Regions from separate parts of the Homo sapiens genome. Here region 2 is linked to region 1. The links are chromatin loops, found by intact Hi-C in ENCODE. Cell type or tissue: GM12878. All regions are shown on one strand. Each heading gives the region's core, and the rest is flanking DNA. Links, peaks and the distances in the headings are about the cores only. Region 1 overlaps LINC00877 (long intergenic non-protein coding RNA 877). Region 2 overlaps LOC105377161 (a long non-coding RNA gene).

What was found. A loop is a pair of places that touch in the nucleus more often than their neighbours do. Peaks named below come from ENCODE experiments on the same cell type or tissue, not always from the same donor. Only the 100,000 strongest peaks of a DNase experiment are listed, where the experiment ranks them.
Region 2: it touches region 1 in a loop (2.6-fold over the local background); 2 of 110 quality-filtered maps call a loop at or near these places.

The regions. Positions count from the first base shown.
Region 1 is chr3:72,077,078-72,087,755 of GRCh38, forward strand. The region is part of intron 2 of LINC00877 (long intergenic non-protein coding RNA 877); the gene reads right to left. It also overlaps the pseudogene CCDC137P2 and the pseudogene CCDC137P1. Among named protein-coding and RNA genes, the nearest start is that of LINC00877, 18 kb to the right of the region's middle. RefSeq lists enhancers at 1,122-1,211, 1,282-1,411, 1,532-1,581, 5,284-5,383, 10,083-10,678 and a silencer at 4,874-4,943. In GM12878, for the core only: no CTCF peak of the experiment used is centred there; DNase peaks (open chromatin) are centred at 1,822 and 5,494; H3K4me3 peaks cover 919 bases; H3K27ac peaks cover 4,603 bases.
Region 2 is chr3:72,679,104-72,689,781 of GRCh38, forward strand. It overlaps LOC105377161 (a long non-coding RNA gene), which reads right to left. Exons shown (of 11, transcript XR_940962.3): 4 at 6,592-6,704; 5 at 5,619-5,694. Among named protein-coding and RNA genes, the nearest start is that of SHQ1, 160 kb to the right of the region's middle. In GM12878, for the core only: no CTCF peak of the experiment used is centred there; a DNase peak (open chromatin) is centred at 4,168.

The DNA.
Region 1 (10,678 bases), core at 1,782-9,781:
CCTCTTTCCTCAGCCTACCAAAGTGTTGGGATTACAGGTGTGAGCCACCGTGCTGGCCTGGAGGCCATTGTTCAACCTGCAAAAATATGCTGTCTGTTCCCAAAGTTTTATGTCTATCTCAACTGCATTGACCCATTCTTAAAAACTCCCAACCCATTACAGCAATCAACCTGAATCCAAAATCTCATCTAAGTCTTATCAGGTCAAAAGTTTCATTTCTCATCACATAAATCATCGAATATAGGCATGGGTGAAGCTCTGGGTATAGTCCAGTGTGTGGCACAATTTCTCTCTATCTGTGGACCTATGAAGCTAGCAAAGAAATTATCTGCTCCCAAAATACAAAATGAAACACACTCCACCAGGGTAACAGCACTCCCATTCAAAACGAGAGAAGAAGGAAAGAAAAAAAAGAGTCCCTGGTCCCAAATGTTTTCTAAATCCAACCAGAAAAACTCCATTAGGTTTCAAGGCATGGCTCTCAGCTCTGCCTTCAGAGCCTATAAGGTCTGCTCTCACAGTCATCTTTCCTTCTTCATAAAGGGTAATACTTGTTTGCAGCTGTAGTTTCACCCACCTGTTTCCTGTCTGTAGAATTTTGGTGATCTGACAACCTTCTTTCATTTTGTTCTCTCTGTCCCTTTCAGGTCAAGCTGGCAGTGTTTTGGGGCACATACCATTCTTAAAAGCCTTGTGAGTTTCCTGCATATGTCACATGGACTCACTCCATTTGACCATCAGGCCAAATCAAACCTATTGCCTCTTTTTGTAAATGAAGTTTTATTGCAACACAGACACACCTACCTGTTCATTTACATATTGTTGATGGCTATTTACATGATATAACAGAGTGAAGGGTTGCAACAGAGACAGTGTGGCTCAAAAGCTGAGACTATTTACTATCTAACCCTTTTCAGAAAATGTTTGCTGATGACTGGCCCAGAGCCAAAACCCAAATAAGTAGTAGCGTTTAAACAAATGACAGGCTTGGGTGGGTTGCAAAAGCGGGGCCGCTTGGAGGTAGTGAATATTTCAGATGTTGTGCGGGAGGTGTGAGGAGAAAAGTGAGAAGCGGTGAGGGACGAAGGAAGAGGAAGTGAGAGCCATGGACTTCAGAAGTAAACTTGAACTTCTTGGCAAGTTACCTTGGAAGCCTGGGGCCAGGGTCATTAAGCAGCAAGATTACCATGAAGGAAAAGAGTGAACCAAAAGAAAGTAAGGGGAGAAATTCAAACTGGGCTCAATTGTGACAGAAAAGAAAAATCACACCTAGAGCAGTACACTGAGTCCCTTAGTATGCAAGAACCACATTGCCTCCTCCTCATCCTCCCTCTGAAAAGAAGCCCGCTGTGCACACCTATGGGACAGCCTTTGCTTAATTCTATGTGCCAGCGGCAGCTTCCCAGTAAGCCTTCTCCCCTTTGCTTTTGCTCCGTGGAAATGAGAACACGCCAAGGGTGACGTTTGTGTGTGGGTTTTGGCGCTTTCACAAAAAGCTTCATTAGCCTTATTTAGAATATGATTGCTCCTTCAATCCCTGTGCATAAATGGATTTCAGGTGACCATGCCTGTCACAGGCCCCTGCTCGCCTGGTTACTGGCTTGAGGTATTCTTTGGTTTAAACAAAGCAGGACAAATAAAGAGCAAAGACCCACTCAGGGCCCTAGATGTTCATAGAAACTGATTTCCCCTTAAAAAAACAGCTCACTGTGGGAGTTGTAAATAGGAAGAAATGAACCATTTAAGAGAGTCTTTGAGACTACTGCCTGTTGGAATGGAACCAGTTTGGGGTTTGGGGTGGAGGTGGCATGTCAAATTTGTGGTTACTTCCTAAACACACACAAACTGTTTCAATATCTGATTTGAATATGCTACAACTGCCCCCTGCCAAAACCCTGCCCAGCAGTCTTTCTCCCCACAAACAGCTAAGCCAAGAACCCCAGGACAATTTGCTGTCTGTGCTGATAGACTATCTGGGGTTTCTAAAGCAGGCGATGTATTCTATTTCAGGAAATCAGACCAAATAAAAATCATTCCAATTAAAAAGTGCCACTGGGCAAGTAGAACAGCAAGTGCCCACCTCACACAAAACAGACCAACCACAAAGTGCAGGCTTTCATATATGTTGTTGATGGCAGAGTCACTGCCTTAGAGCCTCGAGTTTATTCAATGGGATAAAAGTTGCCTGGTAAATTGGGCTGAGAGGATTTTTTCCCAGAAGGCCATCACAAGGCATTTTGATGTACTTATCATTTACAAGAGCCTAGAGGAATCTAAAAGTGATTTTGATTTCAAATACTATAGAACCCAGTTATTATATAGCTTATTAATACTGAGCTTCAAATAACCATCAGATATATTCTGAGACACACACATATGCACACACATACACATACACACACATACACACACACACACCCTCTGTACAGGCTTGTAATATGAGGCCTGTGATGGTGATGTCTCATGTTATTTAGGGAGTCGGGTTCTAAATTTCTACAAAGATGAAAATTGTGTACAGTTAAAGGTGCATTTGGAAAATCCCTTCAAATGCCCACTAGCACAGTGAGGTGCTTGCACCGTGAGAGGTAGGAAGTAAATCTGATTACTTCAGCTCTCACATGCCCCTTGCAGGTGAGGATGGGCAGAACCAACACCATGTCAGCCCTCTTTTTCACTCTTCTTGCTGAGGGCATGGAGATGAATTCACTTTAGTTAACTGTATAGGTTATATAATTTCACCTTGATCAGCTCACCCCCAGGAGGGTTAGTCCTGTCTACAAATACAAAAGCCACTCGTGTCTTTTTTGTAGGAAAAATTCCTCACTACCTGGTAAGGAAGACCCTCCATTGTCTCAGCCACTAAAAACACTCCCAGTGTCTTCCATCCCTTTTTCTTCCCCTTTCTCTCCTAAAAAGACTGACTTTGGCTTTTGAAAATTGGTTAAACCTTCTCTCTCTCCCTCTTTTCTCTCTTTCTCATTAGCATTTCTAAGTGTAATGTTCAAAGCTTCCAATGGGGACAATGCCCTGAAATTTCAGACAGCTCCAAAGGACTCCTTCCCACGCTGATGTAGGCACTTGAGTTTTGAATTAGCAATTTCCCAGCACAACCTGAATTCTAGAAGTTAGGTTACAAGTGGATTGATGAACTTTATTATTCAGACCTTTTCAGTTAAAAGTGCCAGAAACCAACTCAAAGCTTAAGTAAAATGGGGAAGTTTTTTTGACTCATGCGAGTGAAAATTTGAATGTGGTATTAGCCTTGGGATGCTAGTGAATCGAATGACAAGGATCTCTTTTCCCTCCCCTTGCCTTCCTCTTTTCCACTGTCCCTTCCTCCCTCCCCATCTCTTCTTCCTTCCTTTCCCCCTTTCTCCCTCCCCTGCATAGACTTAGCTTCTCTTTTCTCTGTAGGTTGGGGCTGATTCCCTCTTACAAGAGGACTCCATTCATTTATGGGGTTGGGTGAACTGCATCCTTCACTCACATCATCACATCTTAGGGCCGTCCAAGGAAACAGTGATTTCTCTCTTCTGGTGCCCAAAGGTGTGTCAACAAAAAGAGTCAAACTCTGTAAAATATTTGAAGAGATTTATTCTAGCCAAACATGAGTGACCAATGGCCTGTGACACAACCCTCAGGAGATCCTGAGAACATGTGCCCAAGGTGGTTGAGCTACAACTTGGTTTTCTACATTTTAGGGAGACATAAGAAGATCAATCAATACATGTAAGATGTGTATTGGTTCGGTCTGGAATGGCAGGACAACTGGAAGCGGGGGCGCTCACAGGTCATAGGCAGATTCAGAGACTTTTTGATTGGCATTTGGTTGAAAGAGTTATTATCTAAAGACCTGGGATCAACAGAAGGAATGTCTGGGTTGTGATAAGGCATTGTAGACACCAAGGTTTATCATGTAGATGAAGCCTCAGGTGGCAGGCTGCAGACAGAATAGATTGTAAATGTTTCTTATCACACTTAAAACGTCTGTTCTATCAGTCTTAAGGTTGAGTTGATGTTAATGCTGGTCAGGTGAGCCTGAATTCCAAAAGGGGAGGACGGTTTGGTGAAGCATGTCTGACTCCCTCTTCCCATCATGGCCTGAACTAGTTTTTCTGGTTAACTTTGGAATGCCTTGGCCAAGAGATGGGGTCCATCAAAATGGCTGAGGACTTAGAATTTTACTTTTGGTTTATGGATGAATCCCAGAGAAGGATTCTGATAGGCTGGTCTGGTCACAAGCTTCCTTAGCCCAGTCACAGGGTCTGAAGGGAGAAGACACTAGGATTGGGCAGACCTCGATCCCATGGCCAACCTTGTGGCTTACGGGAAGACTGAGGAGTTTAGCAGCCTGACAGACACCATATAGCAGTATGCAGTGTGCCAGGCGTGGTGGCTCATGCCTATAATCCCAAAACTTTGGGAGGCCAAGGTGGGCAGATCTCCTGGAGTCAGGAGTTTGAGGGCCAACAAGGCGAGACCCCGTCTCTACTAAAAATAGAAAAAATAGCTGGGTGTGGTGATGCGTGTCTGTAATTTCAGCTACTCAGGAGGCTGAAGCAGGAGCGTCACTTGAACCCCAGAGGCAGGGGTTGGCCTGAGCTGAGATCACACCACTGCACTCCAGCCTGGGCAACAGAGTGAAACTCTGTCAACAAAAAAAAAAAGAAGAAGAAGAAGTATGCAGTGACAAGGATTTTCCCAAAGAAAGATAAAGGGAGAGTGCAGGTACAAATGTAAAGAAGAAATAAGCACTATGTGGAATAAACCACATATGTTCACCTCAGGGTCCTAAGAAAAATCAGAAAAAAAAAAAACAAAAAAACAAAAAAAAACAACAACAAAAAAACCAGACCATCTCACTCCTACCATCACACATTCAACCAAACATCCTAATGGGCCTGCAGCTCAAGCTGACCTTACCAGCACTGTGTATGATATTACCTTGCAACTAGTAACAGTCTTAGCAACCGGCCCCAAATAGTCATCTCTGAGCAGTGATCCACAACTTGGAGAAGGCATGAAAACGAAGTTTCTCTGATTTGAAAATCTGCTCACTTTGTAAGTCAGGATTTTGCAAGTTTTCTAATTATAGTGGTTTACCCTTAAAGCCAAACAAAACCAAAAAAACCAATGCCATAATTGCGTGCAATGCTTGAAGCAATTACTTTTGGCAGCTCCAGGCACCACCTCCGTTCTCCGTCATCCATCACAGTGTGGACTGAATGTCTGCAGAGCAAGCATTCTGCTGCCATTCCAGACCAAAGGTCATGCTAATGTCTCTGTCTGTTTTTTCTCTCTTTATCTTTCTTCTTCCCTCTTTTAAAGTCTGGTCCCTAGACAAGCAGCATCAGCATCTCCCGGGAACTTACTTGAAATGCAAATTCTTGAACCCCTTCCCAGACCTGCTGAATCTGAAAGAGAAAGTAGAGGTGGCAGCAACCTATATTTTCACAAGCCCTCGAAGTGATCCTGACGCACCCTCACGTTTGCTGAATCCCGCCTTATGTAATGCCCTATTGTCACACTGACCTCAGAGCTATGCACACATATGCTTCCTCTTTTTGTTTCCTGCTCAGAAACTCCCCATGGTCCAGATAATAAATTACATACTCAGTTTAGTCATTCAAAGACCTTGGCAATCTCATTTTCCTAACTTATTGCTAATTAATATATTCATTGTTATGAATCTTATTTATTTATTGAGCATTTAGAATGAGCCAAACACTATGCAAGGTCCTTAATATACCTTGTGTATTAGTCAGTCCAGGTTGCCATAACAAAATACCATAGCCTGGGTGGTTTAAACAACCGGCATTTATTTTCTCACAGTTCTGGAGGCTGGAAGTCTAATATTAAGGTGCTGGCTGATTCTGGTTCCGGTGAAGGCCCTCTTCCTGGCTTGTAGACAGCTGCCTTCTTGTGGTGTCCTTGTATGGTAAAGAGAGAGAACTCTCTCTCTCTCTCTCTCTCTCTGTTTTTTCATCTTCTTATAAAGCCACCAATGCTATCATGGAGGCTCCTTTCCCTTGACCTCATCTAGCCTCAATTACCTCCCGAGAGTCTTATCTCCAAATTCGACACATTGGTGGTTAGTGCGTCAACATATAAATTTGGGGGATATGCAGTTCAGATCATAGTACGTTGATTTATGTAAACCTTCCAACAAGCTGTGAGATAAGAATCACTGAGCCCATTGGCTGTTGAGGAAACTGAAGCTTAGAGAAGCTCGGGAAGCTGCCTAAGACCAAAGTTAGTAGGGGGTGGTGCCAGAGTCTAATCCTGTGGAGGCATTCTTCCTCCCACACAGCATCACTCCCACGACCTGTTCTCTCCGTTATCCATGGCTGCCCAGGTGTCCAGACGTGCCCCTGCCTTCCCTCCTGGACACCTTGCTCAAACCACCCCTAAACCTGGATCTCCTCTCTGCGCTCCTTTGTCTAAATGTATTGAGTCCTGGAAAACAAATCCATCTTCACTGGCTTCCCTGATGAGAATCATTTTCTTTTTCTTTTCTTTCTTTCCTTCTTTTCTCCTTTTTGCAGCAAGTTTTTCATTCCTTTTTTTTCTAACATTATTCTCAGGGCTCCTCTGTCCCTCCAAATTCTCTTTGCTCACCCCAGGCAGTACACGCCTCTCTAAGTTCCTTGCTAACTTCACTTCCAGTAGCTCAAGGGAGATCCCTATGGAGCATTATTGATAACAGTGATTATTAGTGTTTCTAAATATTTTGGAAATGTCCACCACATTCTAGTAACTACAGGTTTCTGCAGACACCCAAAGTCTTTTTTGGAAGGAGCTGATGACCCAGAGTCAGCAGATTGAAACTCAAAGCAAAAGGTTTATTTGGCCAACGGTTTTCAAATCCTTTCTGTCTCTCTCTTTCTCTCCCTTTTTTTTTTCCTTGTCCTTTTTCTTGTTTTTCTGTTTGTTTGTTTTAGGGATAGCAGAATCAAATGAAGCAATGATAGAAAAAGGTAAGTTGGATGGAATAATGAGTGGTGCTCTCACTCCCAGTGGTCAGTTCTGATATCAGTATGACAACAGAGTAGTATATAAAGCAGAGGTTGGCAAACTGTAGCATGCATCACAATGACCTGGAGTGCTTGTGAAAGCACGATTGCTGCTGCACCCATTCCCTTTCAGATTGACAAGAACTGGATGGGGCCCAAGAATATGCATTTCTAGTAAGTTTCCAGGTGATGTCAATACTGCTGGTCCAGGGGCCACACTTTGAGAACCACTGACCTAAAAGGCTTCCTTACCCTTGTTGGAGATTTAGAAATAGATGAGCATATATATGTATCACTGAGATGCTTTGGCTAGGGTATGAGTAAACCCACCTGAATGTAGTTTAGGCAGTAAGGCATCAAAGGAAGTCTGGAGGTAGTATCCATGGATAGCTCAGCCAATGACTGACTTCAATAAGGATTAGCCTCTCCCCGTCTTTCTGTCCTGCCATCCTCATCATGTTGGCTTTGTTCTTGGGCTTGTCTCTTCATTATTCCAGAAAGGCTGAAGGCTGCCACTGTTCCACGTATCACATGTGAACCCAGAAACATCAGCCTGAAGAAGAGATGGGGTTTTCTTCCTTGCGGTTTTTTTTTTTTTTGAGACAGAGTCTTGCTGTGTCTCCCAGGCTAGAGTGCAATGGCATGATCTCGACTCACTGCAACCTCCACCTCCCAGGTTCAAGCAATTCTCCTGCCTCAGTCTCCCAAGTAGCTGGGATTACAGGCTTGTGCCACCATGCCCAGTTAATTTTTGTATTTTTAGTAGAGACGGGATTTCACCATTGACCAGGCCGGTCTTGAACTCGTGACCTCAAGTATTCCACCTGCCTTGGCCTCCCAAAGTGCTGGAATTACAGGCAGGAGCCACCGTGCCTGGCCCATGTATCTTTTTATTCAGGAGGAACAACTCTCCCAGAGGTGCCCAGAGGGTATTCCATTAAATCCCACTCGCTATAATAGTCATGTACCCACAGTTGCTGGCAATGGAATTACCATGATCTGGTGAGTCCAAGTGATATCCCCTTCCTGGGGCTGGGGAGGAGCCCTTTGCCCCTGTCTCCCTGGCCCACCAGCGGATTGTAGGGGAGGAGAGAGAACTGGCAGTGCAGGCTTACAGAGCATTGAAGCAGCAGCAGCTGCAGCTGCATGGGGAGCGACCCCACCTCACTTCCTGGAAGAAGCCAGAGCCACAGCTGTGATGCAGAGACCTGGGGCCTGGCCACACTCCTGGAAAACTGGCACCAGGAGCTGCCACACCTGGGTGGGGGAGAGGCAGGCAGATCCTTTTCTCTGGCCATGCTAGCAGCGTGGGGGTGAGGCCTCCAGGTACTCGTTCACACGTTGGGCATCAGCGGGTCCACGTCTTGCAAGGGTTGAGTGCCCGATGGACTAGGGCCAGGGCCTGGTTGACGGTCAGCCTGTGGGGCCTGGGGTCACTCACAGTTGTGTCTCTTTGTTCTGAACATCCATTCTGAGTCGCAGCCCAGGTACACCTTAGGAAGGGCTGGGTCCCATTACCCTGTCCCTGAACACCACTTATTAAGACAGCTGATGACCCTGGCTCGCCTTGTGATGGAGGCCCCTGGGAGTCAGCAGAGCCGAGCACATAGCACACATCAGGCAGAGCAGGCCAGAGATGGTCAACTCTTGAACTTAGCCAGCTAAAAGAAGGTGGGAAAGGTCCTTGGGGGAGGCAATTGACTGTGTCAGCCACAATCACCTACTCCTCCTTCTCTGCAGATCCCACTAGAGGAGAAAATAGACACAAGGGGGTGAGGGGAAGAAAGTATGGATCAGGGCTTCCTGGCATACTGCATCGAAGGATGCCTGCGGTGGACATCTGCAACTTTTCCTACCCAGTGTCTGCCCCCTCCTTTCTCCTAACAGCACCCAATTTTCCTCTGGGGAACCACTCCACCCCGATTTGGGTGGTCTTGGTGGGTCAAGCAAGGTGCACTGACTTCACCTGTCCTTTCCCATCACCCAAGCTTGGCCAATCTGAGTTTCTATCCTGGGGATTTCAACCTTGAGCAAAACAACACAAGAGCAGAAAACATTTGGAGAGGGCAGGTGTCCTCCCCTCTCTGGAAACAGGAAATAAGCATCCCCCACTTACAATCCTCCTCCTCCTCCTCTCCTCTTTTAGATATAGCATGTGCAGGTGCTCTGTGGGAAACTTTACATGCATGGTCTCAACTAATCCTAGCAACAATCTTACGGGTGACTACCACTACCTCCATTTTACAGATGAAAAACCAAAGCTTCAAGAACTTTAAGGATCACAGAGCTAGTAACTGGTAGATCTTAGATTTGAATTTATACCTACCAGATTACGAAGCCCTGTTTTTCTTGTTCTCCTAGAATATGAGGAGAAAATGAGCCCTCCCCAGGCAGCACTGTGAAATGGCTGAAGGTCTTTTATCTTCTCTGTCCATATACGTGGGAGTCTTAGCGCCTACACTGCTGTCTAATCTAGGCTTGTTAGAGCTGGGCAGTGTTTCACAATCCTCCCAGATAGCTGGCAGTAAGATGTAAATGACACTCATAGGAGCCCTCACGGACAGCTACTTGGAGACAGTCTGTGTGTAATATGGATAGAAAAAGCACTGCTGATAGTATCTGAACCTCTGGATCTGGCAATACCTGAAGTCCAGACTCCTGAACTTCATTTTTGCGTAAGTCAGTTTGAATTGGGTTTTATTGCTTACAACTGAAAAAGTTTTAGCCAGTGTTTCTTAATCACTTTAAAAAATGGAGGAATGTGGAAGTGGCTTCGCTAGGGAAGCTTCCAGCGTGGGGATGGCACAAGCTGGAGGTGGGGCAGCGGTGCCCAGGGCGCCGGCGGGTCCTGGGAGTCCCCGGCGGGAGCAGCAGCCGGCAGCAAGTGCAGCTGCTGGGGAAGCAGTGCCCAGCCCCGTGGTCCAGGATTCACAGCAAAGAGGAGAAAGTGAATTGCAAGCCCAAAACCCAGGACAAACAGGAGATCCCCTTCCAGCTCCGGGAGATTATGAGGAGCCGCTGGGAGATGAAAAATCCGACCGGTAACAAGAAGAGGAAGAAAGCGGCCCAGGTGGGCTTCAGAAAGACACTGGAAAAGGAAGCAAAGGGAGTGGAGCCCGACATTGCCGTCCCCAAGTTCAAGCAGAGGAAGGGGGAGTCCGACTAGGCCTTATCCAGCACATGCTATTCCTCAGCAAGAACCAGGCCACCCAGCAGCCAGAGGTCCAGGCAGCTCCCAAGGAGAAGTCTGAGCTGAAAAAAGCAAAAAAAGTGTTCCAGAAGCGACGACTAGATAAAGTCTGGCAGAAAAAGGAGGAAAAGATGGCAGACAGGCTGGAGCAGGAGTTGCTCCGAGACGCAGTGAAGTTTGGTGAGGTTGTCCTGCAGCACCCAGAGCTGACTACCAGGCCCCGGAGGAGCGTAAGCAAGGACCAGCCTGGCAGGAGATCGCAGATGCTGAGGATGCTTCTGAGCCCCCGAGGTGTATTCCAGCCTCTGACTGCCTCCCTGGCCTACCAGCGGATTGTGGGGGAGGAGAGAGAGTGGGCCATGCAGGCCTACAGATGTTGAAGCAGCAGTGGCGGCTGCATGGGGAGTGAGCCCCTCCCCACTTCCAAGAAGGAGCCAGAGCCACAGCTGTGATGGAGAGACTCGGGGCCTGGCCA
Region 2 (10,678 bases), core at 857-8,856, 600 kb after region 1:
ATGATTCATTCATGTTCTGAGCAAATGAACAAGAGTTTGCATTGTTGGAGGGGTTGTGGCACACATAAGGTAGTGGGGCGAAAGTGTGGAGATGTGGCCGCTCGTGTCAGCAGTCGCTGGAGGCAGGTACAGATGCTGCACACTGATGGAGTCCCTGCAAAATCCCCACCTCTCAACTCAGGTTCTGGGAGCCCTGGGGAAACACAATGTGGACCTTGGTTTTACTGTAAAGAATAGCAAGCATGTGTATTCTCTTGGGAAGGGCAGACGGCCTCAGGCCAGCATCTCAGATGCTGCTTTTTAAGCAAGGAGGAGTTTACAAAAAGATAGGAATACAAGCAAAAACAATAGGAAGGATGACTGCAAAAAGGAGGGAGAATTGCTAAGGTAGCAACTTGGGGGATGAGATGCCTGGTGAAATGTCTGAGGGGAAATCAAGTAAACCTCCTCCACCAACTCCACTCCTATGCCCCCATCCCTAGGCAGTTTGTTCCTGCTGGGACCATTCGTTCAGTGCTAGAACTCACAAAACCCTTTCTGACAGGCAAACATAGATAATTTACTGACTCATGTAATTGAAAAGCCCAAGGATTAAATGGTATCAGGCATGGCTGGATCCAGGAGCTCATGAAGTGCTATCAAGACTGTTTTTCTCCCTCTGTCTCTTGGATCTGTTTCTGTCTCTGCTGGCAGGATGTCTCCAGTCCTAATAGGGGTGGTGGCAGCCATCCCTGCCTAAGGGGTGCTTCTCTTTCTCAATAGTTTCCAAAAAATCTCAGGCCTGAGTCTTATTGGCCACGGTTGGGACACGTGCCATCCCCAGAGCCAGGGATAAGGAGTGAGTCCCAGCCAGATCGAGGTGTTAATAGCCAAATGATGACAAATGGCTATTGTACAGACAAAAACAACAGATGTAACCACAGAAGCTGTGTGGATAGCCACAAGATAATAGCACCCCTCCCCCACGAATTTAAACACAGATGCTGGTTGCTAGGGAGGGATGCTGAGGTCAACACACACATTGGTTATTTTCTGAAACAGAGAGAGCTTGGTGGAAAAGATTCCTCTCCTGGCTGGTCGTTGGGAGTTTTCTTGGCAAATCCATTCTGAATCTCCAGAATTAGCAGACCTAGAGGAGGCATGTGAAGACTTTGCTGGAATGCTATTCATTCATTCATCACTCTCTCACCTCCTTCTTATTCTTCAACTCTGCCATCTGCCTTCTTCCCATATATCACAAGGGGAACTGTCCTTATGAAAATTGCCAATGACTCCTCTCTTGTGGATCCTATGGAATTTTGCTCCTTTCCTTCCTGGGTCTCTCAGGAGAACCTTCTGGAAACATGCTTTACCCATGGCTCTGCTCCCATTCTTCCCATCCTCCCACTGTGAGTACATTTACTCCTGTGCCTTCAGTTTCCATCTCTGTATTGGGTCCCAGTCCAAATTTATAGCCAGGACTACTCTGTGAGTTTTGGTCTCCTGAATCCAAATGCCTACTAGAACCTTCACTCTTGGATGTCTCTCTGGCATCTGGAACTAAACGTGTCCAAAGCACTGAACTCCTCCTCAGCCCCGTTTCAAAGCTTGCATCTCCTCCAGAGTTCCCTGCTGGATGCCTAGGACCACTGTCCACGTGCTTACCTGAACCAGAGACTGAGGACAGACAGGCCCAGCCCCCGCCTCAGCCCTACACCATTTAGTCACTAGTCACTAAATCCTCCTTGGAAATATCCCCCCACTTCCTGCCAGCCCCACGGCCCTCTAATGCGGCTCTGGCATCATGATCTCTGCCAGCAATGTCCCAACCTGCCTCCCACTTCCCACGATGTCCACCTCCTCACCCCACATCCTACCACCCACCCTGCAGTCAGATCCTTCCAACATAAATGTGATGGTGCCACTTCCTTAGTGGCTTCCCACCACTCTGAGGGATGAGTCAAACTCCTCCAGGTGACATTTAAGTCCTCCTTATAACCCAGGTCCTGCCTGCCCCTCCAGCCTACTGACTTTTTGCTACTCATCTCTCAAATCTCTCAAACTCTGTGCCCACCATGCTGAACGGCTTGACTCCCACCTTTGCACAGGCTATTACCTCTGTTTGGGGTGCTCTTCCTCCTGCCTCTTCATTTGGCTTCCCCTTCTCATCCTCCAGGGCTCCTCTTACATATAACACCCCCCAGGACAACGTCTCTGACTAAGACTAAGCTAAGTATCTCTCCCAATCAATCAACTCTCTAGGGAAGATGGTACTGGTGTTCAAGTTCTTTTCTTTTCTTTTCTTTTTTTTTTTTTTTTTTTGAGATGGAGCCTCGTTCTGCCACCCAGGCTGGAGTGCAGTGGCATGATCTTGGCTCACTGTAACCTCTGCCTCCTGGGTTCAAGCAATTCTCCTGCCTCAGCCGCCTTAGTAACTGGTACTACAGGCGCCCACCACCACACCTCGGTAATTTTTGTATTTTTAGTAGAGACAGGGTTTCACCATGTTGGCTAGGCGGGTCTCAAACTCCTGACCTCAAATGATCCACCCTCCTCGGCCTCCCAAAGTGCTGGGATTAGATGCATGAGCCACCGCACCCGGCTGTCAAGTTCTTGATGAATGGGAAAGTTTACTGAGAAGAGGAGAGGAAAATCTTTGAGTATATTTTTAGCCAATGAAGACTTTCTTTTTGATACTTACTTTCCAAACAAAAATATATTAATTTCTTACTCTGAGTCAGCGGCACCTGTGCTGGACACAGGTTTGCCAGCAAACAAGACAGACACACGCCTTGCCTTTTAGGAAATTATAATCCAATAGGAAAGACAGATACTAAATTAACAGTTCAGCCAAACTTAATGGGTACTAGCCCTAACTCTCTTGTGGCAGATTGTATTTTCCAAAGATGGCTTCAATATGCTCTCTTTCAATGTGACTAACACTATTCCATTGAGATACAGGATCTGCGTTCCCTGTCCTTGAAACCGGTTGGACTGCTATGACCAATAGAATGTTGTGGAAGTGACACTGAGTGACTTTAAGTCAATAAAAGTTTCCACCAATCTTTATTTCTCTCTCTCTCTCTCTTTTTCTCAGGACTCTCTCCTTTGGGATCCAGTCACCATGTTGTGAGGAAGCCCAGACCACATGGAGAGGCCACATATAGAGGTTCTAGCCAATGACTCCAGCTAAAGCCTCAGTCAACAGACAGCATTCACGTGAATGAACAGGTCTTCAGATGAACCCAGCCCCAAGCCTTTGTCCCTTTCAGCTCAGTCCGCAGACACCAAGAAGCATGGAGAAGCATTTGCCCTATCGAATTCCCAATCCACCGAATCCACGAGTGATTGTTTTATGCCACTAGGTTTTGGAACAATTTGTTCTGCAGCCATGGCAACTATATTACCTCTCTAGGTTTCCTTGCACAAAAGAACACTGGACTGGAAATAAAGTGAGTGGAATATTCCCATCCCTTTCTCTTAATAGCTGTTGACACTCAGTAGCTGTGTGAACTTGGGCATGTCATTTCTCATCTCCAGGTTCTTTATCCTCCCTCCTGAAATACAAGGATAGAGTTGGATGATTTCTAAGACCCTAGGAAGCTTGAAAATTGTATCAACAGAGACTCTTTATGGAATGACCCAATTAAAACCATGTCAATTGATATGGCAAGAGGTGAACTTTTTAACTGAAATTCTTGATTTTTTGTTTTATCTTTCTGGGAGGTGAACTCAACTAAAGCCATTAGGAAAGCAAAAGGGCTCCTTTAATGCATAATTCATGAAAGGAGAGTGGGTTTGACCCAACAGGTCATTTGGAATAAAAATGCCATAAAAATAAAATATGTTATCCCTCCCCTTCTGCCCCCCCACCATCCCTCACACTAGCTAATGGAGGGGAAGAGTGAATTAAACTGGAGTTCAGGTCAAAGGTTTAGTTGATTTATTCCAGAATGGTCATTCCCTCCAGCTGCTCAAGTAACAATAGACATTGCAGATGTTCAGGCAGTTTTGTCCCCACCCCAGGGCCCTTGTCCTGAGTGATAAGTCCCCTCCTCCTTCCCTGGGGAGATGAACTCATTTTCTAATGGCCTGCCCAATTAGGAAGCATATGAGTCTAGCGAGAAGACACCTTGTCTGCTTCAAAAGCTTTGGGGAAATTCCCCAAAGGGCCAACCTGTTTCACAGAGGCAAAGGGAAAAAAAGTAGACAGCCTGTAATTAGTATAATAACCTGTTCAGATTCCACCTGCCTGTGATTTCCCCAGCTTGTTCATCCATTCATGTATTCATTCACTCAGGCAACAAATATTTACAGAGCAGCTGTGATGTGTAAGCCCTGGTGATACGACAGGTCCCCCAGAAGAAGCTAACGATTTGTGTGCAAGCGATTGATTAAGGAAGTGCTCCCAGGGGTGTCTGGCAGGGGGTGGGGGTGGGGGGAGCAGGACAGGGAAGGGAAGACTCCAGTCAAAGGTTGATTTCAAGCAAAGTCCAGGCCTCAGCCTGATCCTTCAGCAAGCTCTGGAGTGTAAAGTATGCCTCAGAGGTTGTCCCAATTCAAAGCAAAGGTGCTAGGCTTTCAGACTTCTGCATCAGACAGTTATGGGTAAAGGCTGCCCTGGTAGAAATGTAAATCCCAGGCATTTCTGACACTGCACATGCAGGCAAATGGGTTCCAGGAGCCTGTGTACAGTATTTTTTCTTCTTTGTTTTAAGCCACAGGTACATGCTAGTACAAGTAAAACAACAAAATAGCCAGGGGCAGACCTTTTCCCACTCTGCCAACCTCTATATATTAGCATTATCTTGCTTCATGGTTGCAAGATGGCTGCAGCCGCTCCAAACTTCCATCCTCTTACAACAATATCCAAAGGCAAGAAGGGTTGGGCAGGCAGCTAGCCCCACCCCTACAGACCTGACTTGCCAGAGAAGAACATTTCTCCAGTACACTTTGCATTGTGTCCTCTTTGTCAGAAGTGGGGCAATGCACCCTTTTTTTTTCAGACAGGGTCTCATTCTGTTGCCCAGGCTGGAGTGCAATGGCACGATCTCGGTTCACTGCAACCTCCGCCTTCCGGGTGCAAATGATTCTCCTGCTTCAGCCTCCTGAGTAGCTGGGATTACAGGCGTGTGCCACCATGTCTGGCTAATTTTTGTATTTTTAGTAGAGACAGGGTTTCACCATGTTGGCCAGGCTGGTCTTGAACTCCTGACCTCAAGTGATCAGCCCACCTAGCACTCCCACAGTGTTGGGATTACAGGCATGAGCCACCGTGCACAGCCTACAATGCACCCTTTTAAACCAATTCCCACCAAAAGGGAATGAGATTACCATGAATAGTTTCCTGGATTGGGAAGAGGTCACCTTCTGTGAGGATCTTGCCCAACTCTTGATACCTAATGGGTATCAAGAGGTGGGCAAAAAAAAAAAAAAAAAAAAACAAACAAAAAGATACCTGATGGGTTCTTGTTATCAAGGAAGAAGAGGGGATAGCTTTTGGGTAAACAATGATCCATGTGTGCTACACTGGTCAATCAGGGCACCATGCTGTCTGGGCTATGGTGATTGGTTCAGGATGGACATATTACTCAAGCCAAGCCAATCAGAGTTAGTCTTGGGAATTTTGCTGTACTCACCAGGAAAAGGATCTTAGTCTTTCCTGAAAGCATCTAGGGTAAGAAACAGGACAGCCATAACAGCACCATGGGAACCCTGAGAATAAAGCCAACACAAAGAGAAAAATGAAGTGGATCCAAGAGAGGGAAAGAGATCAAATCTGGCTGGCTAATTCAGAACCCCTAAATCCAACCTAGGCTGAAGCTAACTCTACCCTTGGGCAGAAAAAAAGTTCCTTTTTGCTAGTTCACCTTGGTTTGTATCTTCTGTTTATTGTACCTAAAAGATTCCTAAGGAGTACAAGTGGCAAACAAGGTAGACAAGCCTGTGCCCTTATGGAGTTCACAGTCAAAACAGGGAGACAGGTACCGGACAAAGAATTACAAGAACAATGTGGGTTACAAAGGTCAAGTGCAGGGGACACGAAGACCACATAAATAAACCGGCCAGCCTAGTGTAGGAATCAAGAAGAGTCCCTGAGGAAATGTGGTTCAAGCTGAGCTTGAAAGGGCAATGGCTGTTTCCCAGCATTAGACTCCAATGTTACCCCTGACTTCACAGACGTAGCAGGGGACAGGCACTCACTGGGGAAGCCTGCTCTGTTTCATTAGGACTGTGCAACTGTTCCACACTCCAACATACCCCTCAGTCTTTCATCCATTCTTCCAACACCCTAATTTGTTCAAAAGCTGCCAAGAATGATCAGATTTTTTTCCCCCTGCACTCCTGTAAAAGCCTTTAGTTCCGGAGAAAGACTGTGATTTCTTTCATGTTTAGGAGTGTTTTCTTTTCTTCTTAATTCCTTCCCTCCCTGTGTAAATTGGAGCAGTCAAATCAGGTCTTGAGGTAGGGAAGGGACCAAAAGAACTCCCAGCCAGGTGCAGGTCATCAGTGAGGCTGAGAGACACTGTAAGTGGGGAAGCCCTGCAGGAAATATGGACCTCACACTCCCCAGATAGAAAAGTCTCTCAGGCCACTCTCTTCGAACCTCACCCAGGGATGTTCTCTGGCATCATGCACTGACTCGGAAGGGAGAAAAGCTCTTGGTCCAAATGTCCCAGTGCCGCTGTGAGCTCCAACAAGTCTCTGAGCTTCAATCTCCTAATCTGCAAAATGGAAAAAATACACACTGAGTCGTACCTGCCTCAGAGGGCTTGGGTGCATCAAAGGTGATGTTGTGAATAGGCCAGGAAGCACGCTCCAGCATCCAGTCATGATCCACAGTCTCACACTTCCATTCGACTAGGGTCCTCAGGCCCCATTCTCCAGCCCCAAGCACAGAGACCAAATCTCCCAGTTCTCTTTCTTTGGGTTCCATGCCACCCATACTCCCATCTCATGTCCACCATGACAGCTTCCAGAGCTAGGCCCAGGACACATGTGCTAATTGGAAGGGTCACTGTTGTGGTTTGCCACCTCAGGTTGGAAGACTTGTGCTCACAGGCTGTCACTTTCATGCTGGAGGCTGACTAATCTGCTCCTTCAAGGGCCCGACTTCACCTTAATTCCAAAATCAAGGAACTTCCGTGGGTTCTTGGACCTTCGTCACTTTAGAAGCCACCATATATCTATCTGTAATGTATATGCGTAGCAACCCCCTAAAGCCAACTCCATGGCACATGATGGAAACAGGGCCCATGGAATTGTGCCACCCAGGGTAGGGCACCTGCAAGGCAATATTTCAACATAGTAACTCTGCCAAGCTACCCTTTGGGCCAGTGGGTATCTTTTCTTTTCTTTTTTTTTTTTTTTTTGGAGAAGGAGTCACACTCTTTCGCCAGACTGGAGTGCAGTGGTGTGATCTCAGCTCACTGCAACCTCCACCTCCCGGATTCAAGCGATTCTCTTGCCTCAGCCTCCCAAGTAGCTGGGACTACAGGCACGCATCACCACACCCAGCTAATTTTTGTATTTTTTAGTAGAGACAGGGTTTCACCATGTTGGCCAGGATGGTCTCGATCTCTTAACCTAGTGATCTGCCCACCTTGGCCTCCCAAAGTGCTGGGATTACAGGCATGAGCCACTGCGCCTGGCCACCAGTGGGTATCTTTACACAGCAGGTCAACCTTGTAAAGCAATTTGTGTTAGTCTTTAGTTGGAGATGGGCAGCAGGGTCTGGTCCTGAGACTGAAACCAGCTAGCTGGGTGGCCTTGGGCAGTCATGGCCTCCTCTCCTCAACTGTCCCCACCTTTCAAACTGTTTCCAAAGCCCTTCAGCCTTTGGAAACAGAAAGGAGATCTTCAGGGGCCTATGGAACCCTGCACACACATCTACCCCCACCTCCCAACTTCAGATAGAGCAGCACCACTTTTTAACATTTTACAAGTTGGATTCTGAATAAAAGTTTGCCTGAAAGAAATTTTCCAAAGAAGGGAAGAAGAGGAGGAATAATTAGGCTAGTGAGTTGGCACAGCCCATTCAACTTTTTTTTTTTCTTGAGACAGGGTCTCACTCTGTTGCCAAGGCTGGAGTGCAGTGGTGCGATCACAGCTCACTGAAGCCTTGACCTCCTGGGCTCAAGCAATCCTTACACCTCAGCCTCTGGAGTAGCTGGGATTACAAGTGCATGCCACCATGCCCAGCTATTATTTTTTCTCTCTTGTAGAGATGAGGTCTCACTATGTTGCCTAGGCTGATCTCGAATTCCTGAGCTCAAGCAATCCTTTCACCTTGGCCTCCCAAAGTGCTGGGATTACAGGCATGCGCCACTGTGCCTGGTCCCCGTCCACTTTTTACACATGATGACTTAACCACGGCTGAGAATCTCAGATATATTTTTGTTCTAATGACTTCAAGAAGACAGTTTTTTCGTAGCAGATGTTGAGTAAAATGGATCCGCTACTTTTTTTTTTTTTTTGAGACGGAGTCTCACTGTGTCACCCAGGCTGGAGTGCATGGCATGATCTCTGCTCACTTCAACCTCTGCCTCCCGAGTTCAAGCGATTCTCTTGCCTCAGCCTCCCAAGTAGCTTGAACTACAGGCGTGCGACACCACTTCCAGCTAATTTTTGTATTTTTTTTGTAGATACTGGTCTCGAACTCCTGGCCTCAAGTGATCTGCCCGCCTCGGCCTCCCAAAGTGCTGGGATTACAAGCGTCAGCCACCACGCCCAGCCACTGCTTCTTACCAAAGCACTGAAAGTGGTTCTGAGAGGAAAAGATTCTTTAAAGTGGTGCTACTTCACTTCAGTGTGTGCGTGGACCACCTGAAGAGCTGGTTAGAACTCCAGATTCCTAAGACCCCGCCCTCTCAGGGTAGTGATTTGAGTTCAGACTTGCAGCTGAGAACAAGGACTGGCATCCCCTCTACCGGCCACCAGCTCTCTCACTGGGGCATGCTGGTCAAACAGTCTGTGCCTCAGCTTTCTCATCAGTGAAATGGGTATAATTATGTATATACCTTAGGATTCATGAGGATTACATGAGTTAGTAAGTGTCAAGCACTTAGAACAATGGCTAGTCCATAAAAAATGCTCAGTAGGCCAGGCGCATTGGCTCACATCTGTAATCCCAGCACTTTGGGAGGCCGAGGCGGGTGGATCATGAGGTCAGAGATCGAGACCATCCTGACTAACATGGTGAAACCCCGTCTCTACTAAAAATACAAAAAATTAGCCAGGCGTGGTTCCGGGCACCTGTAGTCCCAGCTACTTGGTGAGGCTGAGGCAGGAGAATGGCGTGAACCCAGGAGGTGGAGCTAGCAGTGAGCCAAGATCGCGCCACTGCACTCCAGCCTGGGCAACAGAACGAGACTCCATCTAAACAACAACAATAATAATAACAAATGCTCAGTAAATGTGAGTTGTTAGTGATATCAGGGTGGAGCCCAGGAAGCTACATTTTAACCAGCAGCCCTGGGTGATTCGAATGCAGATCTATGGCCTGCACTTGAGGACCTCGGTTCTACAGAACACGGACCAGCCTTCATCATCTATAAGTGATTCCTTTACCTTTCATAAGAACAAGGAGCTAGGGTCTTCTGTCCCAGCCATCTGTGTGCCTCAAAAGGCAGCAGCTATTTTCCCCTCAAATGGAAATAGCTGGTTATTCCAATTAGACATGGAATACATGCTAATTACCCCCCTAAATCAGAAAGGTCAGAGAGATGGAAAGAAAAAACTATCTATAAATAATCCCCAAACCCAGAGAAAACTTGTAATGTGTCGTTTCTATGCCTACACACACACACACAAACACACACACAGAATTTTTTTATTGTAATCACCCTTTTCCCTTAAATGTGACAGGAACATCTTTCCATGTCAATAAACACAGCCCTGTGATGTTTATTTTAATGCTGCTCACTATTCCAAAGTGTGGACTTACATAATTTATTTAGCCAAACCCTAATTGTCAGACATTTTGGTTATTTCCTTTCTTTTTTTTTTTTTTTTTTTTTTGAGACACAGTCTTGCTCTGTCACCTGGGCTGGAATGCAGTGGCACAATCTCAGCTCACTGCAAGCTCCGCCTCCCAGGTTCACGCCACTGTCCTGCCTCAGCCTCCTGAGTAGCTGGGACTACAAGCTCCCGCCACCATGCCTGGTTAATTTTTTGTATTTTTAGTAGAGACGGGTTTTCACCTGTTAGCCAGGCTGGTCTTGATCTCCTGACCTTGTGATCTGCCCGCCTCGGCCTCCCAAAGTGCTGGGATTACAGGCGTGAGCCACCGCGCCCGGCCGGTTATTTCCTTTCTTACAGACTGGTAATTGACAATTTCAGGAACATCCAAGTCGCATGTTCCTGTGGCGCCCTGCGTGTTTCCTTAAGTAACCACACATGTAGATTTTGTTCAGTGTTGGTCTCCTTTGGAATGCAGAACGCTCTGAGAGATCAAGGCTGTGCCTGCCTAAGCCCACCCTTTGCACAGAGCCTATGCAACGAAACAGGTTAGAAATGATCCGGAGTTTATGCTGTCGATTCAGAGGCACCAGGTGCAAACCCAGCTCTGCCTGCAATTAGCTCTGGGCTGTGAGCAGTGAATTAACCTTGGAAGGCTTCAGTTTCTCTGTCTGTAAAATGGAGATGGTGACATGGCATCTCATGGGGTCACCCTGAGCAGCCTGCCAGATAATGCATG